Regions from separate parts of the Homo sapiens genome. Here region 1 is linked to region 2. A link is an interaction called in ENCODE POLR2A ChIA-PET data of the cell type or tissue named here. Cell type or tissue: PC-9. All regions are shown on one strand. Links, peaks and the distances in the headings refer to the core of each region. The heading gives the core; the rest is flanking DNA. Region 1 overlaps ARMC3 (armadillo repeat containing 3). Region 2 overlaps LOC107984215 (a long non-coding RNA gene).

Region 1 (2,920 bases), core at 170-2,669, 56 kb after region 2:
ATGCATTATCTATTTTCTTAACAATTGGACAATTTGTTTGTTTTAGATATTATTTGTTTAGATATTATAAACAATGCTTCCTGGTACACAGAGGCAACAGATTCTCTTAGGTATATACTTAGAAACAGAATTGCTGGGTTTATAGGGCATGCTCACCTTCTTTGCTAATTAAACAAACAAGACAAGACAATGCCAATTCGTTTTCCACTGTTTTACCGGTTTTGAAGGACTTAAATGACAGGTAGGTTCAATCACTTAAAAATGTTTCCAATGAATCCACCAGTAGGTACTAACCAGAAAAATGAGAGAACACATGTTATTAAAATTCTCACCTCAGTCCGGGCTTCAACGTCACACGCAGTTGCGGTGACAGCGAGAGCAGCTTTGCTCTGCACGACTGTGTTTGCAGAACGCAGTGGGCTGATGATGGCATGCATGATGTCGTGATTCTGTATGTTCAGGCGCAGGGGCTCCTGCATGGCCATGTTTGTTAATACTGTAGCAGCGTTGGCAATGGCTCCATCTCGTTTACTAGACAGGAGGTTTATTAATGGATCAATACCATCAGCTTCAGCAGCAGCGCTGAGTAAATGAAAGAGAAATGAATGTGATTCATCTGAATTCAAAAAATTATCTTTGGAGCATGCAACTAAGCTGCTAAAACAAATGAGTACAGAAATACGATTTTAGAAATAAATTAATTTGCCATGCAATGAACCCAGAATTGAGTGCTAGTGATTTAAATGGAGTCTGGGAAATTTTGAGCTATGAATGAATTTAAATAATTCTTTTTCTACTTGTACAGCTTTTGGTTATAGAAAAATATATCATTACTACTTTTTAGAAACCTCAGAAATAGACGACTACTACTTCTTAAAAAAAAGGTACAACCATTATTATTATTATTTTTATTTACTTGTAAGACCAGGAAATTCTATTTAAAGAAACTCTTGTGTGATTTCATACATGAACCATAAAATTCTTAGAAAGTTTTCTTGAAGATAAAATATTCCTAGCTATTAAGAAAACAAAAGCCTTAAATAGTAGGAATGAGTGAGCATGGGAACTCCTGATTTAAGTTAAAATTCATTAGCCTGTCTTCCTCTTCTTCAAATTAGGTTGTTAATTGTAGGCAAAGATGAACAGGTTTGAAAGCAGCAAATCATTCTGCATGTGAATACTGCTTTTACAAATTAAACATTAAAGATCAAAGTCATGATATGTATATAAATAGATAATTTTAGTAATGTAGGCATATTCAGTTATTAAATTTCCTGTCTCTAGTAAAAGACTACAGTTACCATTAATATACTAACATTTTTTCACAATTAGATAGCCTAAATCTTCTTTTAAGAGCACAGAATAGTCCTTGTTTTTGAGCACCCGGTTTTCCCGGGCAGTCTCCCATCCAAGTTCTAGCCAGTCCCCACCCTGCTTAGCTTCCAAGATGAAGCCAGGGTGGAAGGGCTCCAGACACCAGCTGTCCTTATTTTTAAATCAGTTTAAAGCTCATAGGTAGTAAAAATAAAAATTAGAGCATTTTAATGAGTGGAAGATACTTTAGTTATGTTCTTCAATGTTTGGAATTGCTATAAATAGGAGATGTTCCAAGCAATAAGATAAAGAGAGCATCCTGATTTTAAAGGGAGACCCAAAATTCTGTTTTCAAAATCCATTTAAATCATCATAGTAATAGAAGTCAAGACAAGAAAAATACTTGAGATGTCAATAATATGAACATCTAAGTTTTTGACACATTTTTTCATTTAGGACTATATAATAATAACCAAAATTAAAAAAAAAAACAACTGAAGCTATATGATTCAGCCCATCATCCTGTATGGTGATGAATTAAATTTAATTTGGTACTGTCACTTCAATTTGCTTATTGTGAAGGAGGACTCACAACCTCAAGAAAAGAAGTTATGACAATTATCCATCAGAGAGGAGGTAAATGAAATCTCCATAAAGAGACTGGTAGCCATAGGTGTAAGCAGGCTGTGACTGGGGCACCAGCTCTGAAAGAAACTGAACCACAGTGACTGGGCAGGAACGTAATGAAGAGGGACAGCAGCTCTGGAGAATGAAGGGCTCAGTTGGTGTCACCCTCGCAGGACCACCTCCCACCCTGGCTTATATAAACCAGTCCATCAAACACACCACATCCCACAAAGGCAGAGCCTTGCTTCGTTTCTACTCATTCTCCAGTCCTTGTACATTTAACCCTTCTGTGGTATCTCCCATTCTTTCTCTAGGATGACGTCCCTTAAAATTAAAATTTGGTTAGATGACATGTAACCAAAATTGACCTCTACAAAAATATCCAAAGGCCCTATATCACTCACTATAATAGCCCGAGGGTCAGCATTTAATTTCCTTTCCTAGGGGATAAAATAAGCATTCTTAAGATAATTTCACTTTTCATCTTCTCTCCTATTATTAATTGGCATGGCGTTCATTAGGTTTTATGAAAGAGGGAGAAGTTGGAGGTTCTAATATATTAGTTTATCAGAAACATCTCATATTTTTGCAATGGAAATACTGAATACCTTTTACAACTGCCAGCAAAAATGTTAAATTATACATATTTTCTAATTAATAATATATACTTAACCTCCTTAAAAATTAGTTTTTTCCTTTGACTTATTTTTGAGGTATTTAATGCAATCAGCCCCTTAAACCAAATACCTTGTATTTGTTAATCATTATAAATATGCTTGGCCAAAATGCATGATTCCTTTGTCACTTGGTGGTTTTCCCTCGAGAATGTTCACTTTTTAAAACATCCTGTAGAGTTAAGAAAGAGCATACAATCGCAGGGTACTTCAATGGCATCCAGGATAGAAACAGAAGTATTTTAAGTAAATGCAAACAATAAATTCTCAAATACTTTGTCTTTTGTGTGTACCAGGGAGTTTTT
Region 2 (2,920 bases), core at 134-2,633:
AAATGTTAACAGTATTTCGTTACCTCTGGTCATGGGACTATGAGTGATCGTTAGTTGCTTCTTTAAATACTTGTCTACATTTGACTCTACAATGAGGCTGTATTACTGCGATAGTCCTAAAGTGTCAATTATTGTTAAAGCTCTCCATTCTGAAGAAGGTCGAGAGGTATCAGGCATGGAGCTAGCTGGTTGTCAGCAGGAGTGAGCCCCATTTTAGCTGGAACCTCATCCTGAGCTGCCCAACCCTGTACGGGCAGCCACCTGCCTTCTGCAGAGTTGTACTGGCCAGAGCATGGTGCATCTGGGGGTGTCTCCTCCCCACAAAGGAAACTTCCATTCTCCGCAAGGTGTCAGAAGAGCTGCCTCTGCTCCCCATGTTCACCTGGCAGGGCTGCAGTGCATTCCTTACAGCTGCTCTTGACTGTGGGACCAGCTTCCAGAACCTTGATTTATGAAACTATTTGGTGTCAGGTGATTTCTCATCAATATCCTATCACCCAACTTTTCATGGTTTGTGGCTGCTATTCCACAAAGCTCAGGCCTTTGAGAAAGCACCAGTGACTCAAAGCACAGGAGAAAGAAGAAGGTCCAAAATGCAACTCCCCAGTTTGGTTCTTACTGCTCAGCTTTCCTTTGAACAAATGACAACACTAGGGACCTGGGAATGGTAGCTGCTGAGGATAGTGTGACTTCTGAGCACAGGGGTGTCCCCAGCCCCTCTCCCATCATGCCTTTCCTCAATAAATGCCTGTGTTCTATACTCCAGACAGGAACACAATCTGCATATTCAGTAGGCCATTAAGTTTAAAAAAAAAAAAAAAGGTCCTGATGAATAGACTGGAAACAAATAGATCAAAACACGTACTCTGTGGTTGATAGAAAAATATTTTTCTTTCTTGCTGTATCTTCCATATTGTCCATAATAAGCAAGTATCTATTAAACAAAATATACATTCTATTTGTTCACCCATACATGAATTCCACAATGAAAGAGTCAGTCATTTGGCTTCAAGTTTTTTATGCTTTCATGATGCAGATTCTCCTAGAAGGTCTTTTACAGTCATGTGGTGGAGTTCATCCTTCTAGAATGAAGGTTTTGGAATTGAGGGACCCCAGAGAGCAGGCTCTGATAAGCCTGAGGAGGTGTGTGGCAGGAGGATGCAGGGGACTGGGAGAAAAGGCTGGAAGGTGAGTTGGAAAATCAGCTTTGCCCATCACAGGGTTTGCCAGGGGTGGAACCTTGTGACTCAGCACATTTTGAATCTTAAGTTCAAACTTGAAGAGCAGCCTTCCTTCTACACACCCTCCCCACTCAGCAATACTGGAATTCCTAGAAAGCCCAGCTGTTGCCTGGAGCACTCAAGATCAGGAAACAATGGCTCTTCTGAGCCCCTCCCTCACCCTTGAATTTCCAGGGCTCTAGTCTTGAGCTCTGCTCTTTCTCTCTGGGAGAAAGGGAAGCGGGAGTCTCTGGATGTTTCACAACAGAAAGTCCCACTCCTGCCACTGAGTGATTAAATATGATTTTTCTTTTAAGAAAAAAGAAGCCTTTTATCATACTCCTAGGGCTGTCAGAAACCATTTGGGCAGATTTTCCTACTCTTGTTTTTACATGCAAAAATGGGAGGTGGATGGGAGGGGAAAAAAATCTTTCTCTTCTAACCATTTTATGTTCATTGGATGAGGCCCTGAACATTAGGCTGTCAAAAGATAGATTAACAAGAGGAAGTCATATTAATTTACTTAATCTGAGTTTTATAAGACACGGGAAGCTTCATGAGAAAATGAAGACTCAAAGAAATGGTTAAACCTGAGTGTTTTTATGCTTGATTTGGTGAAGAGTGGAAAGTCGTGGAAAAATGGGATAGGGCAAAGGTGTATGAACAAAAGTAGCCAACTGGAGGAAACTTGGCAAGACCTGTTCATTCAAATTCTTCTCAGCATCCCTCTGTCTTCAGAAATAAGGATTCTGCTTTCCTCTGGATAGAGGTGTTACCAGAAAGGGATCCTGATCCAGACCCCAAAAGAGGTTTCTTGGATCTCACGCAAGAAAGAATTCGGGGCAAGTCCACACAGTAAAGTGAAAGCGACTTAATTAAGAAAGTAAAGAAAACAAATGGCTACTCCTTAGAAGACCAGCCCTGAGGGCTGCTAGTTGGTTATTTTTATGATTATTTCCTCATTTGATGTTAAACAAGGGGTGGATTATTCATGAGTTTTCTGGGAAAGAGGTGGGGAGTTCCTGTAACTGAGAATTCCTCTTCTTTTTGGACCATATAGCGTAACTTCTGGACATTGCCATGGCATTTGTAAACACTCAAGGCACTGGTGGGAGTGTCTTTTAGCATGCTAATATATTATAAGTAGTATATAATGAGCAGTGAAAGTGACCAGGGGTTTATTTTGTCGCCATCTTGTTTATGTTGGGTTTGGCCGGCTTCTTAACCACATCCTATTTTATCAGCAGGGACTTTGTGACCTGTATCTTGTGTTGACCTCCTGTCTCCTCCTGTGACTAAGAATACCTAAACTCCTGGGAATGCAGCCCAGTAGGTCTCAGCCTCATATTACCCAGCCCCTATTCAAGAGGAGTCGCTCTGGTTCAAATGTCTCTAACAGAGGGAGAGCACATGAAGGTCTCATGACCTGCTTCAAGGGAAGGCGAGAGAGACCTGTCTGCTTCTGCCACTTTCTCAAATTCCTTTGGCTTAAAATATTCAATATTCTAAGGTGCCATGTTTTGGAGTAGCACTTTCTGAACCCCATCAGAGGACATACCTGTCCTCATCTTGGCTCACTCTTACAAAGCACAGCAAGAACAAGAGAGGAGAATTTTCAATTTGCTCAGGAAAATGTCACCAAACCAAACTTGGGTTCACCTACCCAGCGCAGCAAAGTCAAACACTGACATCGGGATTTG

The links. ChIA-PET counts read pairs that join two places held together with the same protein. Peaks named below come from ENCODE experiments on the same cell type or tissue, not always from the same donor. Only the 100,000 strongest peaks of a DNase experiment are listed, where the experiment ranks them.
Region 1: POLR2A ChIA-PET joins it to region 2 with 7 read pairs; 4 of 35 experiments call an interaction of 5 or more read pairs at or near these places.

What each region holds. Positions count from the first base shown.
Region 1 is chr10:22,995,810-22,998,729 of GRCh38, reverse strand. ARMC3 (armadillo repeat containing 3) reads right to left here. Exons shown (of 19, transcript NM_173081.5): 11 at 333-582. LOC107984215 (a long non-coding RNA gene) reads left to right here. Exons shown (of 3, transcript XR_001747394.2): 3 at 2,912-2,920. It also overlaps the pseudogene RNA5SP304. Among named protein-coding and RNA genes, the nearest start is that of ARMC3, 69 kb to the right of the region's middle. In PC-9, for the core only: no CTCF peak of the experiment used is centred there; no DNase peak of the experiment used is centred there.
Region 2 is chr10:23,051,632-23,054,551 of GRCh38, reverse strand. All of the region lies in intron 2 of LOC107984215 (a long non-coding RNA gene), which reads left to right. Among named protein-coding and RNA genes, the nearest start is that of MSRB2, 42 kb to the left of the region's middle. RefSeq lists an enhancer at 1,903-2,403. In PC-9, for the core only: no CTCF peak of the experiment used is centred there; DNase peaks (open chromatin) are centred at 1,341 and 2,531; H3K27ac peaks cover 963 bases.